2 separate regions of the Homo sapiens genome follow, and region 1 is linked to region 2. A link is an interaction called in ENCODE POLR2A ChIA-PET data of the cell type or tissue named here. Cell type or tissue: PC-3. All regions are shown on one strand. Links, peaks and the distances in the headings refer to the core of each region. The heading gives the core; the rest is flanking DNA. Region 1 has its middle 100 kb from the start of UNC5C-AS1. Region 2 overlaps BMPR1B (bone morphogenetic protein receptor type 1B).

Region 1 (8,095 bases), core at 1,735-6,734, 720 kb after region 2:
TATAGTTAATTTGTCTGGACCCAGGTTAGTCATCTTTCTGGGACCCATATTATTAATTTGCCCAGGGTTTTGCAAAGTTATAACAAACATATAAAATGCTGCCTAGTTAACATCACCATTTCACCACTTATTTATTGGTAATCTTTTAAAGACACATATATAAATATTAAATGTGTGCTTAATTGTATCTACAAATATTTGTGGAGACTTGTCATCACTGTGCTTTTTTATTTAGAGTGTAACAAGTCTGAGAATTGGAATAGCATGGTGTTAAAACCACTCTTTCAAGTTTAATTTTATGAATAAAAGGAAATTTTTAAAATGCTAGTTTTTCTGTGTTATGGTTCAAATTTGTACTCTGAAATAACCTTTTTAAATTTCATTTACAACCTTGCTAAGATGAACTTTTTCCTCTTGTAACATTCTTAAGTATCAGAAAAACGTTTATATTCAGCTAGCTCTAAAGATCAATTTTAACATTTAATAGATGTATTGCAAGTACAAAAGGCATAATCTTATCAAACTCTTATTATGGAATTTCCCTGTATTTTATAGTTTCTAATTTTCTCATTACCCATTTAGAATTTTGTTTAAGTTTAGACTTTGCTATTATTTAGTTCCATATGCAAAATATTGATATTTGGGTTAGAGAGGAGTGGTTGAATGGCTAGAAATACATAAGAACTAATCAGAGGGACCCATTAGTTCAGTTCACAACTGATTTTGGTGCATACCAAAATTAACCAAAACTTCATATTAAATTTTACCTTCACAAAAATTACAATGATACATTATAAACCTAGATGCTGCTGCTTACCAAAGAAACATGTCGTAGTAGGGGAACTCTTGGGTATGTTACATAACCAGCCTGAATCTCAGTTTCCTCCTCATATTGAGGGGACAAAGTGTGATGACCTTGAGGTCTAAGTTTTTCCAGCTCTAAGATGCCAGGAATTCATTTGATGTCATGTAAGTCTTTGCACATGTAAAAGACACTGCCTAATGTTTATCTATTTGGTAAGCAAGACCAACCTTGCTTATCCCTTAAATGTTTCTTAGACTCATTATTTTCTCTCCTCTTTTCACTACCACCATTTTAGTCATGCTAGTCAGCATCTGGATTTTTGCAGTGGCTTTCAAGCTGGGTTTTCTCTGATGTCTATTTTATATCCCGATAACCGGATGTTTATTAATTCATTCGACAAATATTTATTAAATGTTGTACTATGTTCCAGCACTATTTTGTCTCAGCTGTGAGAAAAGCAGACAAAAACATTTTATTTCATAGAGCTTAGTTTCCAGCAAAGATTGAAAGATAATAATAAACCTATAAAAAAAATATATATATGTGTGTGTGTGTGTGTGTGTGTGTGTGTGTGTGTGTGTCAAATGGTCATAAGAATAAGGAAAATAGACAGAGTTGAAACTTAGGGAAAATTGGTGTGGGGGGATGGGATAGATTTATAATTTTAAATATGATAGGAAAGACCCACTAATAAAAATGACTTTTAAATGGAGACTGTTTAAGCATTTATTGTGAGTGCCACATTTAGTGAGTTCCAGATAATGTGATTCGCAAAGGTATTTTCAAGGGGAGGAAAATGTATAAATTTCAGAATTCAAGGAGTTTAGGGTCTAGTGGAGGAAATAAGCAAATAAACCATCAAGTAAAAAAGAGTCATCTATGATATAATGCCAAAAAGCATAAATCCAGATTCAATCTCTACCATTTCCCAGCTGTATAGCCTGGGAAATTTATTTAACATAGCTAGCTTCAGTGTGTTCATCTAGAAAATAAAGAGTATAATAGTACCCAACCCTGTGTCCTAAAATAATTACAAAGCTTAAATATGCTAGCAGATTTTTGTTTTCCTTCTTTCTTACAGACTTAGTGCTGTAGCTAGCATAAGTTGCCACTTAATATATGTCCAATGATTTAATAAAAGAACAATAAAATACTTTTTAAGAAGTGATTTTTGTTTTACAGTTTTACCCATTGTACACAGAGAGCTGTATAATTCTTTTTTGCTTTTATGGTAGACCTTGGCTAAGCTTTTTAAATTTATGCTCATCTTTTGAATTATCTGAGCTATAAAAAACATCTAAGGACAACAGCGATTGTGAATTAAAAAAAAATCTGAAAACTCCACTGATTAAAATGTTAAATTTAAAATGTTAAATCTTTAAATTAAAAGGTTAAATCTCTGTAAATATAATTTTCTATGAACAAAAATAAGTGTTAATATTAATTCTACAGTTATTATTGCTAAAACCTCAAGGCTTCCCAGGCAGAATGAAAGAGTATTATTTTACAAAATGAATCTATTTTCTTGTGCTATATAAAGGTTTTAATTTTGATGACAATGAAAGGCATCTCTAGTACCTAGCTAATAGCTATTTACATATGAGATTAGAGTTGGCCTTTAAAATTATTTTTAGATAGAGTAAAATAAACTTTGCCTCATTTTCTGGTGAAATGGGCTTAATCAACTACATCAGTCAATTTCCTACTATAAAAGAGGTAATATGAAAAGAACACAATATATGTACTCTATATATTTGTTTTGCAACTCAGTCATATAATGCAACCAAAGAGACCCACTATCTAGTATAAGTAAAGCAATGTTATTTTTATCCCACACTTTTCACATTTTTCAGTATGTTTAAATTAAGAGCCATGTTTAGGATTGCATGAAAAGTCACAGTCCTTCCATTAAATTCGTATACCTAGTACATTTCCAAAATGATAAGCCTGATATAAATAAAACCAGGAAAATTGGTTTTGATGCATTTTAGCTTCTGCATCAAAAAATATTGAAATAAGCATTAAAAGCAAATAGTTGTCTTTCAAAGCTGTAGTAGATTTTCCCCCTCATAGAATCCATCAGCTTTTGAAGAGGAACAAGTCATTCATTTGAAAACAGAGGTCATATTAGAAAAAAAGCAATACATGCATGACTAACAAAATCTTCTCACTCCGGAGCAAAATTTTATTTAAATTTCAAATCAGTAGTGAACCCTATCCAAACACTTTTTGAACAAGAAGGATGAACTGTATTTCTATGGAGATAGAAATACAAGATAGAAAGATAAGATATGATAGATCTTATCTTTCCTATGCCCTTGCTTACCACTGAAAGCACAGTAGGTCATGAAAAGGTACAGCTTAACTCATAAATAATGTTTAATTCACTTTATTATTACTCACCGTTCAGTTTGGAACCAAATAAGTAATCTGTGAGTATAATTATAATAATTTCATTACTCATAAACAAAACACTTATATTACATACCTGGAAATACTCTTTTGATGGTTAAAAATAAGCTTAAATATAAGTTGTTAGCAAATAAGTGTAAATAATAGTAAATCACGGAAATTAACTACTCTTTATTTTCAAACATAGGCCAGGGCTGATGTCACTTAAAATTTGTATATCCAGCATCTCTATTTGCAAGATTAGCTAGCTATCTTTGATTTTTTAAAATATATTATACAACTGGTTTGGGAAAATACTTGCATAAAATACACTACACAAAACTAAAGTTAGTAGATCATTTGGGAAATAAAAAGAAACATGTTATTGAAAATGGAGGCTATTGAAATTTTCAGTGTAAAAGTGACTTTAAATTAAATCCGCAGACAAAAGTTGACACTGAAAAGCATATAAGAAAGGGTGTCATTTTGATATTTTCAAAGTTCTGGATATTAATCATTTTATAGATCAGATAATTGATTATATTTAAAACTTTTGGTCAAGCATTTAGCACTGTATGCACACTGCCATCCTGGAAAAACATTTGAGGAAGCCACTGATTATGTAGTCTGGGCAACGTATTCATGTATTCTACTTTGGATTAGTTCTAATGCATGTGACTACCAACACTCTGATAATAAGTACAATATGTCACTGGAGAATAATAAAATATGAGTTACTGGATGTATCTCGAAGGTGGGGAAGCATAACTAGAATGTATTTTCCACATACCAGTTCTAAACCAGAATCAAGGAAACAGAAACCAAAATGCCTCTTTTGTGGATACAAAGAATACTGGAGGCTTCTATTGGAAGGCAAAGTAAGCTTCTTCGTGTTCAGCCCCAAATTGGGTGGGATTCTTCCCACAGTAACAGGGACTTCTTAGAGGATCAAAGTAGAAAAATAGCTTTGGTTTAAAACTGTTCTATAAAGAGAAATAGAAAGATAGAACTACAAGTGCTCAGTTTCTCCTTCCATGCTCACTAGTTAAAAAGCTGTCCACCTGATGTGGAGTCAGAATATGGATACAGAGGCCAAGGATCCTAGAAGATGGGGCTCCCTCCATATCCAAGGAAATATAAGGAGTGGAGAAGCAGGCTAACACTTGATTCACCTAGAACAACTCTTGGATATGAGATAATGATGCCAAATAAGAAATGGGGCTACATAGACAAAGAATCTATGACTAAAATTGCTGTTTAAGTCAATATTTATCAAGTAGTTACCATGTGCAAATGACAATGCTTTATACAGATATTTGCAAAGAGGTTGAACTCAATAAATATTTGTTGGATTAATGAAAATATGATATAAAAGCTCCAATGGAACTAAAAAAAATCAAAGCCAAAAGTTAATTCAGTTAATTGGCACTATAATTCCAATTGTCTTTGTTTAGGAGTTGAAAGAGAAAAGCAATCAATATTCAGAGCTCCCATGTGCTCAGCCACGTATTTAATATTTTTATTTCTGTTGTGGAAGATGGCCAAAACAAACAAAAAAAAGGCCTTAGTCTTCCCAGCTCCAGGTATTCGTGTCCTTTGTCATCTAACTTAGTAATGTTCTCAGATTGGCTGTGTGTCTTGCTTGGGTCAGCAGGATGCAGCAAAACACGACCAAGCAGAAGCTGGAAAAGTACTTGAATGATTGAGCTTGCTCTCTCTCTTGTACTGTTTCTATTACCATGAGGACATACCTGATCTAGCCTGCTAGACTGTAAGAGACATGTTGTACAGCCAATATATTCCTGTTGTCTCATCTGAGACCTGCAAATGCAATAAAGTTCAGCAGATCTACCTAGAAAGTACCCCAGACAATTGGGCACAGAAAGCTGATTTTTGTATGCCACTGAGGTTTCATGGTTCTTTTTACACAGCATTATTGCAACAATAGATAAATGGTACAGCTTCCTTCCATTCTCCCTCCCTCCCTTCCTCTAGCTCTCTTTCCCTCAACCTCTCTCTTCCTTTTTAAAATGATAAATCAAAATTTATTTATTACTTACTGTATGCCAGGCACAATGGGAAAAAGTGGAGGTGCAAGGATAATAAGACACTAGCCCAATCACTTTATTCCCATGTACATCAAATCTCTCTACAATTCATGTTCTCTTAGACTGTCAAAGTCAATAAGCTATAAAATTAAGTGACTATTTTCAGCCAAAACTACATTGGCTTATTGTTGAATTCAAAGCAAAGCTTTGAGCATCTAACTAAAGGTAAATAACAGACAGTGCTTAGTCATTACTTTTATTGTTAGCTCTAGCCTCATGTCTTAGAGCCTGGGCATAAAGACATGTCCTAATCCATAAGGTTGCTGGTGTCTCATGTGCCAGAAACAAAACAGATCAAGGAGAAGCTACTTTAATCATAGGAATTGTCATGTATGAAATGTATACCATTGTAGGACTACACAAGACGTGGTGATACAACCATCAAAATTAAAAGTGCTTTTCATGGCCTTATAGCAAAAATCTAAAACACATATCCTTTATTTTTAATTAAAAATATATATTATAGGCCGGGCGCGGTGGCTCACGCCTGTAAACCCAGCACTTTGGGAGGCTGAGGCGGGCGGATCAGGAGGTCAGGAGATCGAGACCATCCTGGCTAACATGGTGAAACCCCATCTCTACTAAAAATACAAAAAATTAGCCATGTGTGGTGGCGGGCACCTGTAGTCCCAGCTACTCGGGAGGCTGAGGCAGGAGAATGGCATGAACCCAAGAGGTGGAGCTTGCAGTGAGCCGAGATGGCACCACCATACTCCAGCCCGGGTGACAGAGCGAGACCCTGTCTCAAAAAAAAAAAAAAGTATATATATATACACACACACACATATATATATATACACGCACACATATATATACATATATATTTTATATATATCTATATAAAAAATAAAAATTTCCAAATATATGTAAAGGTATAGAAAATAATATAATTCAATGGCATATACCTATTAACTCAAACTCAACAATTACAACTCAGTGCCAGTTTGTTTCATTTATAGCCACACTCACCTTCCTTGATTTTAATTTGAAGCAAATATCAGTCATATCTTTAATCTGTATTCAATACATATATCTACATACTACAAGCTTTTAAAAATTTTTTGATATCCCTACTACACTAAAAATAATAACTTAATAGAAAATCTCATAGTCCATGTTCAAATATGGCCTGTTGTTTCACAAAAATGTTCAAGTGAGACCAAGAGACAAACAACTTTTCGGACTGTAATTGGTTTATATATGTAAGTCTTTTAATTTTAAAATACTAATACTTTTCTCTCTTTTATCTTGCAATTTACGTTTTGAAGAAGCTGAGTCATTCGTCTTATAATTCATGACAGTCTGAATTTTCCTATGGAATTATGTAATATGTTCCTCTGATTCATTTTTCCTGAAACTGGGAAGTTAGATCTATGGGCTTGATCATCTTCAGGTTAGATTCTTTGGCATAAATACTTCAGAGGATGTTTTGTGTATTTCCAAAAGGAAGCGTGGATGCCTCTTTTTCCAAATCTATCATTTATCTAAATTCATTAATTCACTATGGACTGCAAAATGGTGATATTTATTATTATTTTGAAAATAATTTCAACTTTTATTTTAGATTCAGGGGGTACACATGCAGATTTGTTACCTGGGTATATTGTATGAGGTTGACGTTTGGGGTATGATTGATCCTGTCACCCAGGTACTGAGTATAATACCCAATAGTTTTTTAACCCTTGCCCCCTTCTCTTCATCCCTGCTCTAGTAGTCCCCAGGGTCTACTGTTGCCATCTTTACGTACATGAGTACCCATTGTTTAGCTCCCACTTCTAAGTGAGTACATGTGGTATTTGGTTTACTGTTTCTGTGTTAATTCACTTGGGATAATGGCCTCCTGTTGCATCTATGTTGTTGCAAAGGACATGATTTTGTTCTTTCATATGGCTGCATAGTATCCATGATATATGTATACCACATTTTCTTTATCCAGTCAACAATTGATGGGCACCTAGATTGATTCCATACCTTTGTTATTGTGAATAGTGCTGCAATGAACATACAAGTAACTGTGTCTTTTTGGTAGGACTATTTATTTTCTTTTAGATGGATACCCAGTAATGGGATTGCTGGGTTGAATGGTAGTTCTAAGTTCTTTGATAAATCTCTAAACTACTTTTCACAGTGGCTGAACTAATTGACATTCCCACCGATAGTACCTACACTTTCCCTTTTCTCTGCAGCTTTGCCTGCATTTGTTTATTGATGTTTTAATAATAATTATTCTGACTGATGTGAGATGGTATCTCATTCCAGTTTTGATTTGCATTTATCTGATGATTAGTAATGTGGAACTTGTTTTGCATGTTTGATGGCTGCATTTCTATCGTATTATGAGAAATGCCTGTTGTGTCTTTTGCTCATTTTTAACTGGGATTATATGTTTTTTGCTTGTTGAATTGTTTAATTTCCTATACATTTGGATATTAGACCTTTCTCAGATGTATAGTTGTCAAATATTTTCTCCTATTCTGTAAATTCTCTGTTGATAGTTCTTTCCTGTGCAGAAGTTCTTTAGTTTAATTAGGTCCCACTTATCAAGTTTTGTTTTTGTTGCCATTGTTTTTGAGGAATTAGTCATAAATTCCTTCCCAAGGCTGATGTCCCAAATGGTGTTTCCTGGGTTTTCTTCTAGAATTCTTATAGTTTGGGGTCTTACATTTAAATATTTAATCCATCTTGAGTTAATGTTTGTATATGGTGAAAGATAGGGGTATAATTTTATTCATTTGCACATGGCTAGCCATTTATTGAATAGAGATGCCTTTCCCCATTGCTTATTTTTGTC
Region 2 (8,095 bases), core at 1,252-6,251:
CTCCCAAGTAGCTGGGATTACAGGCATGCAGCCCCATACCCTCTTAATTTCTTTTTTCTTATGTAGAGAAGGGAGTCTTCCAGTGTTGCCCCATCTGGTATTGAACTCCTGGGCTCAAGCAGTCCTCCTACCTTGGCCTCCCAAAATGCTGGGATTACAGGCATGAGTCATTGTGCCTGGCCTAGCACTTTTCTTATATGTGTGTGTAACATGTGGATACCTCTTGTGGGACGTGTGCGTGTGTGTATGAGAGAGAGACTGAGAGATGCCTATATGTCATTCTCATTCTATTGTGCTGTCAACACAATAGCAATGTTTAATGGATAAAGCAAACCACAAATAAAACATTATGTATATAAAGTGCAAAATTAGTTTCGTTTTGCAGACTACAGAAATTAATTTCAATAGTCTGTTGATAATGTTTTAGCACTATTATTTTTGTTCTTTCTAAGTTGGTTATAAGATTGCAAAATCTAAAGCATGCGGGAACCTTTGATGGTAATTTCTTCATCAGTGTGACTTCTAGAAACTTTATCTCAATTATGATATATATTACAATTATCTTATATAAAATAATATTAGTAAGCATGCACTGACTGTGTGGAAAATTACTCCTGAAAGCCAGATTTTGTCTCTGGGTAACCACTTGCTGTGTCTTTATTCTGAATAAGAATCAACAGTATGATCCATAAAGCCAACCTAATACTCTTTATTTAGATAAATGTTAAAATACCTTTACACCCTCTATAAGGTTAAATTGATCATTTGCTATCCAGACCCCAAATTATGCAATCTTTTAACAATTGTCAACATTTCTTCTCTAGGTTGTACTAAAATTTTCTCTTTATTTTGAGTTCCGAAGAGCCAAATTGGATAGAGTGCTCACCATTGCTTCTATGCTGCCATTAGGTTAATATATCCCAAAGGAACTCACATCAAAAGTGCTATTTCATTGACCTATTTTCCACCATGGGTCTCTAAAATGCTGTAAACATGCAACATACAATTATGTATAATTAATTTATCTTATATACTTTGTTTATCTTTGTCAGACATTTTGCTTTGTAACTGTTCTATAGAATGTCCTTCTCTTCATTTTTTATGTACATGATGGTGAAGTTTTTAAAATGAAAACATTTTAACATGCTACCTCCTTTAGAGGTAGCATAATATTATTCCTATTTGCCGATGAGAAAATAGTTTTACAGGAGTTTAGTACCTATCCCACAGTCACATACCACCTACAGTTGGGATGTGAATGCAACAGGCTTATGTACTCTGAAATTTTGGATTTATGAAAGGAAATAAAGGAAATATTGAAATTGAAGGGAGTATTTAGATATTCTGATTTACTTGTTGGTGAGGTGTATCTGGTTTAGAGACTACTCAAGGTAATGACTAGCAGTAGATATGCCATTCTTACTGAATGAATTTGAGAGCCCTGGTTTAAGTTTTGGCACTTCCACTTGATAAATGAGTGAACCTTCTTGGACTTAAGTTTCTCAGATTGAATAATAATAAGTTTAGATTAGCTATTCTTTTTAGCCCCAAAGCTTTTTATTCAAATGAATTTATTTCCAGAAGCTGTTTTTGTAGAATAGATAAAATCAGATGTGTTCTTGTTGGAGGTGAAATAGTGGGAAGAGAGGGGTGGTTATAAAACCTTCTCTGCCCTGTTTGCCCCTACCTCTAGGCACAGTTTGAGATGTTCTAGATTAGATGATCTTTCGGCTCAAAGATAATTTGGGTTCTAGATCTCTTTGACTGTGATTTCCGGAAAGGTCCTGCTCACACTTGGACTGGGTCTTAGGAAAATCTATAGTGTGACACTAAATAACATGCATAAACCACTCTTGATGGGTTGCCTTTGACACTGGGTTGCTTCCAGTTATTATAGCATCCAACTTAAGGATGCTATGTCTTGACTAGCATATGCTGTTTGGGGGACTGTGATGTTCTCTTTCATTTTTGGAAGAAATCCTTGACCCTTCCGAGGAGTATTTTTTCCCTGCTACTTGACACATCTGTATTACCCGTATATGGCAACTATAGTTAGTTTTCTTCACTTTTTCTAGGACAAGCAAGATAAAGTTGGAGCTTCAGAATTACTGAAACTATTCTATTGGCTGAATTATTTTATTGTTTATGTGATTTTCTTGTATAATTATTTCCTTGCCCTTAAGTTTCTAAGCAAAACTTACTGTACTCTTAAGTTGGAGAAGATACTAACTTTTTTGCATTACATTTTGCTTTCTCAACATTATAAAACTTGGAGTAGTTGGAGAACCTATTAGGATACCTAGTCTACTACTCCCTGAATTAGGAATAAGGATACTTGGGGGCATTTTTCATCTTTTGACAATAAATACATCCTTGTTTACCCCATCACTGCTCTCAAAACAAGGACTATGATAAAGAGTGGGGACAGAAGCCTCAGGTGTAGGATCAGAATGTGTCCCAGACATGCATGTTAAGGTGGACTGTTTTACTGACCTCCAACATTCATTTGCCACTTCTCTCCAACAAGACAGTCCATGGTTTCCTTCTGAGTATTCATAAATTTTCAGGGAAGCTGACTTCACATCATGTGTGCAACTTAGATCAAGACAATCAGTGTATTTAACGTTTCTTGCTATAGTGATGTGTGTCATACAGTGACACACATACCGTATGACACATATCACTGAGGATGTGAGTCTTTGGTTATTTGTTGAACCACTGAATCAGGCCTTACCTGAGGCTTATACTACTTAACTTTTCAGTGATGTGAGCCAAAAAATCTTCTTCATGTTTATGTTAATTTGAATAATTTATTGCCACTGAACTTTGGCTGCTACATCAAAGCCTTTGGTATCCTTCCAATTTAACTTACTTTCCTAGAAGTAAAATCTCCTGGCCACTTAGACTGTAGTTTCCTCACCTATTAAGTGAAGAGTTTGTTTTGAGGTATACAAAATACATATTAGATCATGCTTGTCCTCTCTGCCTTCAAGAACTGGAACTTATGTCTGTGAAATCAGAAATTGGTCAATCTCCCTCTTCCTATTTAGAATCACCTGCCTTGTAGCCACCCAGACTCCAAGCATGACATTAAGAATATGGATTCCTCCCATACCAGCAGCATAAATGTCTTACACTTTTAGTCAGTTTCACAATTTATGTTGACCTCTCTCCTTTCTTCACTCTAGAAATATAATTTTTAACTATGCAAATTTTGAAAAAAAGGAATGGACATAGGAATGATGAAAAGTGGTCATTTTTCTATTAATCTGTAATTCTGAGGCAATACACAGGACTATAGGGAGGCTAAGAATTAATGATGTCAAAGATAAGTAGTCTGTTTTGATATAAGTCAGTGAATTTTACTGTTGTGTTTCTTAATCACATACTGGCTTCCAAACCTTAGCCAGTCATATCCTAAGTGTTATCAGAAGTTAAAATTTGTGACTTTCACAAACTCACTATTTGTGAATTTCACAGATGAGCCCAAGTCTTTCACCCAGTGTTAGCAAAACAACCAAGAGCACATGCCTTAAAAATTCTAAGTCCATATAAAATCCACATGTAAAGAAAAGCACTGAAGAGCTTTGAAACTTGGACATGGTACCGGAGAGATTTTAATGGGAATTTGGATATTTGTAAGGACTTGAACCAACTATTCAAAAAATAAGGCAAAGAACCAAGTAAATTTTTAAAGCTGAATGAGTTGTGATAGTTGGTGGGGTGTTAGTGGAAAATAACTTTTCTTAGTTTGTGCCAAATGGTGATAGGCAGCAATCAGGGCTTTATAAGAATTCAATGAATGGTAGTTTTCAGCAATCCAATTTCACGCAGCAAAGATTACCTGCAAGGCACACATTTCTCCTTCCTTCCTCCCCTCCTCCCTTCCTCCCTCCCCTTTCCTCCTCTTTCCTCCCCTTCCCTTCCCTTTTGTCCTTTCCTTCCCCTCCCTCCTACCCTCCCTCCCCCCCAATCCCTCCCGTCTCCCTCCCCTTCTCTCCCTTCCTTTCCTTCCCCTCCCTTCCTCCCTCCCTGCCTCCCTCCTTTTCTTCCTTTCTTTGAAAATGACAGCTCTAATATGTGTGACTCAGTGATGAATGCCCAGGAAAGAATATTTATGAAAAATAGGTATGCTCTTTCACTTTGCACTGCAGGATATTTGGTGCTTTTCGTTCTGAATAGATGTTTTATAGGTTTCGCAAATTTTGTATCAGACTCTTCTTGGTCTTATCCGTAAAGACCAATTACATGATTATATTTAGGCCTTAGATGGCTCTAATATGCTTGATAGCCTGACTTTTGCAGTGTTTTCCTACATTCTGAATTATTATTTAAATTCAAGATGTTTAGATTTTACAATTTTTATTTAAGGCCAAGCACAATATTAGCTTAGAGGAGTTTGCCCCAGAGTTCAGATGCATCTGTCATTTTGAATGGATACTCTGGGGACCTTTCTTAATTTGTTTCTCTCACAAACACCTTGTTAAATTTGGTGATCATGTCCAAAGTCAGCAGTGCATGCTGAGTTTCATGAGTTATTTGGCTATACATTAGGTTGCATTTTTTAAAACTGTCACTATTTTCTTGAATCTTACAGTGTTATAATGATTTATAGGGGTGTGTGTGTGTGTTTGTGTAAATGGCTACCTTTGCTTTTTGTGGTTTAAAAAAATAGTTAAAAATAATACCTTCAATGGTATTCATAGGTGAAAATCTAGTAGATAATGTTTAGAAAACAGAGGACCTCAAATTAACTTATGTGTTGACCTTTACAAAAATGTGTAATTTAAACTGTCTCATTTTATTTTGAAAACTTATTAAATGCATGTTTTTTCTTTGGTAGAATCAAAAGAGTTATTTTTAAAAAGATATTTCCTTTCTCAAAATTGACCTAATATTTACTTTCTTTGAAAGTTATTTGTGTATAATCCATTTACCCACAATTCTTAAGTTTTGCTAACAATAACTGGTGAACTCAGATGATCTGGACACAACTAGTGCAAGTCACAGGCTTGGTGCACAAGAAAGGGACAATAAAAGCTCTAGTGGACAGACTGGTTTGTTCATTCCTTGCGAGTCACTGATGAATTGATTTGGCTTCAAACTCGTGCTAACATATTAACATTTTCAATTAAATTCAGCAAATAATGACAGTGTTACTATGATCAGATCATTAGGCTCCTCTAGATGAGAAATAATTGTAGTGCATTTCCTGCCCTCATGGAGCCAGTGGATTGCTAATGGCATTTAAGGCAAAAGCAAAAATAAACAATATTCAAAATGAAACATAGGAACTATACAAGGCACAGACATTCTGTGAGGGCTCCTAAAAGGGCAGGATCAGAGATGAATGGGGAAAGTAAAATCATCATGAAGAAATTGATGTTTGAGTTTATGAAGAAACAGATGTTTGAGATTATTATTGAAGGATCAAGTAGTCTTTTGGTGAGAGAAGATGGGAGAAAAGGACATTCAGTTGGCAGAAATAGCATAGTGATGTTAGGGAGGTCAGAAACTGGGAAATGCAGTTCCAGGATAGCAAGCCTGAAATCGTTGTGCATGAAGGAAACTGCCATGTTATGGATCTTAAATCCCAGGCCAAGGAGTATTCACTTAATTTGCCAGGCAGGGGAGAACCATTGAAAGCTGAAAAGCAGTAACTTGGAACTGGACTTTATGGAGAGCAGTTGGGACTCTGCTTAGGAAGAACTGGAATGCATTCAGAAAGTTGCACAGATAGAGATAGTAAAGGGCCTAATTGCATTGTGGCAGAGGTAATGTAAAGAAAGAGACCATTGCCTGGCACATCGAGTATGTGGAATCCATTGTATTTGGCAGCTAATTGGATATGGAGGATGATAACACCAAAGTTTTGAGGCTGAGTATCTCTGGAATGTTGGTTATTTTTGTTAACAGAAACTGGGCAGTCAGAAGAGGAGCTGTTTGTGGAGAGTAAATGTAGGAATTTGGTAAAAGTGCTTTTTCTTATATTGCTCTAGTAGGCGAAAGTCTCGTCAAATGATTAAATATGTGTATGTGGTTATTTTTTATTTTATTTTCTGTTTTATTGTATTTTTTTTTTTTTTAGAAAGAGAAATAAAGCTATGTTGCCCAGGCTGGAGGGCAGTGGTATGATCATAGCTCACTGTAACCTCAAGCTCTTGGACTCAAGAGATACTCCTGCTTCCACGTCCCAAGTAGCTAGGACTACAGGCATGCACCACTGTTTATTTTTAAAAATGTTTGTAGCTGCAAATCTTCCGAATGGGTGTGTGTAGTTCTTTTATAAATTTCCTCGAGATAAGGTGTAGGCAGAAACTGGTATTATTGTGCATGAAGGCAGATCAGTTACATTTTCATCTTGATAAACTAAAAATATTTTTAAGAGTTGAAATCTCATTCTAATTTCTGGTTGATTCTTTTGAGACAGCATTGGGCGGGCCCTCCTCCTATGTTGTCATGCAAATTAAGTGGAAGGCTGGGTTGTTTTTTTTTTTGGCAAGTCCCTTAGTAATATAAGAAAAAATATTATTGTTTGGCTAGATGCTAATGTGAATAAACAGATGGCTGGCACTATAGCTGTTTTGCCTGAGATATGAAAACATGTAAAGATATAAAACAGGCCCCTTATTTTTGCTCATTGGTCTTTGGTTCATATAAGATATTTTACCTGTTTATATCTTTTATGTGGTTGAATAATAATCAACTGAGCAATTAATTGGGGTAACATTACTAAGTCATTTATGTCATACAGAATCTATGGCATAATCTATTTTGATGTTATATTTGTATTTTATGAGTTTTAGGGATAAATTAATTTTACTATTCTCATAAAACTCATTTATTTTTACTTTTATGCCCCCAGACCATAAGATTCATTTAAAAGAACAAATAAAATGATTTGTGACACAACTCTATGAACAGTTTTCATGATACATGCACTGAAAACCACCAAAGGCAATGCCTCCCAACAATTCCAGCTTCCTTAGATTGTGGAGCATGAAACTTGGCTACTACGATGGCTTAAGAGATTCCTAAATGCTTTAATCCAGTAAGTGTCCCACAGCACTTCTCTTAATTTCCACTGAGATTTTGGTTACAGTCAAAGCCGTCGTTAAACATTTGTTTGGTATTGCCTTGGGGGATAGTGGCATGTCTTAAAAACTTGGGCAGTGTGACTTGCAGTGGAGAAACTAAACTAGAATCACTTGGAGCATTTAATATGTGCCGTGACCTATGCTAGAACCACTCTCTGTATGTTCTCACATCATATTTGCTCCTCTGTAACTTTTGTATCACTTCTGTTATCATCTCTCTGCTAAAACTCTTTTGCAAATGTCATGAATTACTTCTTTGCAAAATTTAAGGGCCTTCTTTAAGTCCTTTTGGTGTATCTCAGGATCATTTAACACTCAGGAGTCCCTTCTCAAAACTGTGTTTTCTGGACTCTCCTCACCCACTTCTGACCACTTGTGCTGCTGCTGCTTTGGTTCCTTTGCAAGTTTCTCTATTTCCTCTGTGTCCCTTCTTGGTGCTCTCAGATCAATTTGAAGCTTTCTTCTCTTAGCCCTATTCTGGCTCATTCTTCCCGCTTTTCATGACTTCATTTAACTGCACTGTAGCTGATGCCTCTCATATCTTACATCCCAGCACAGGTCTCTCTCTTATGCACCAGATCCTCACGTCCTATGATTTCTGCACGTCTCCACTTGGAATGATAAACAAGAACTTCAAGCTTGACACGTCCCATGTCCCAAGCTAACCTCGTCTTCCCTTCCCCCACCAGATTTGCTTTTCCTCCTGTGTTCCCTAATTAGTAAACTGCATCTCTGTTCTCCTTGTGGCCAAAAGCAGAAACCTAGGAATTGTCCCTGATTCCTTGACTTCTCTGTGTCTTCAACTCAGTTTTTAAGGCTTGCTTGTTCTGTCTCCTTAATACTTCTCAGGTATGTCCACCATTCTCTACTTTAAACTAAGACTGTTTAGGATTACATCGTTTTTCACCGGAATCACCACAACTATCTCTTAACTGGTTTCCCTGCAGCCAGTTTTGCACCTTCTAGTCTGTTTTATATACACTCTGTTGTATATACAA

Evidence for each region. Peaks named below come from ENCODE experiments on the same cell type or tissue, not always from the same donor. Only the 100,000 strongest peaks of a DNase experiment are listed, where the experiment ranks them.
Region 1: POLR2A ChIA-PET joins it to region 2 with 7 read pairs; 1 of 35 experiments calls an interaction of 5 or more read pairs at or near these places.

The regions. Positions count from the first base shown.
Region 1 is chr4:95,646,603-95,654,697 of GRCh38, forward strand. No RefSeq gene overlaps it. Among named protein-coding and RNA genes, the nearest start is that of UNC5C-AS1, 100 kb to the left of the region's middle. In PC-3, for the core only: no CTCF peak of the experiment used is centred there; no DNase peak of the experiment used is centred there; H3K27ac peaks cover 484 bases.
Region 2 is chr4:94,922,093-94,930,187 of GRCh38, forward strand. The region is part of intron 2 of BMPR1B (bone morphogenetic protein receptor type 1B); the gene reads left to right. Among named protein-coding and RNA genes, the nearest start is that of BMPR1B, 170 kb to the left of the region's middle. In PC-3, for the core only: no CTCF peak of the experiment used is centred there; DNase peaks (open chromatin) are centred at 2,669 and 4,009; H3K4me3 peaks cover 1,355 bases; H3K27ac peaks cover 3,719 bases.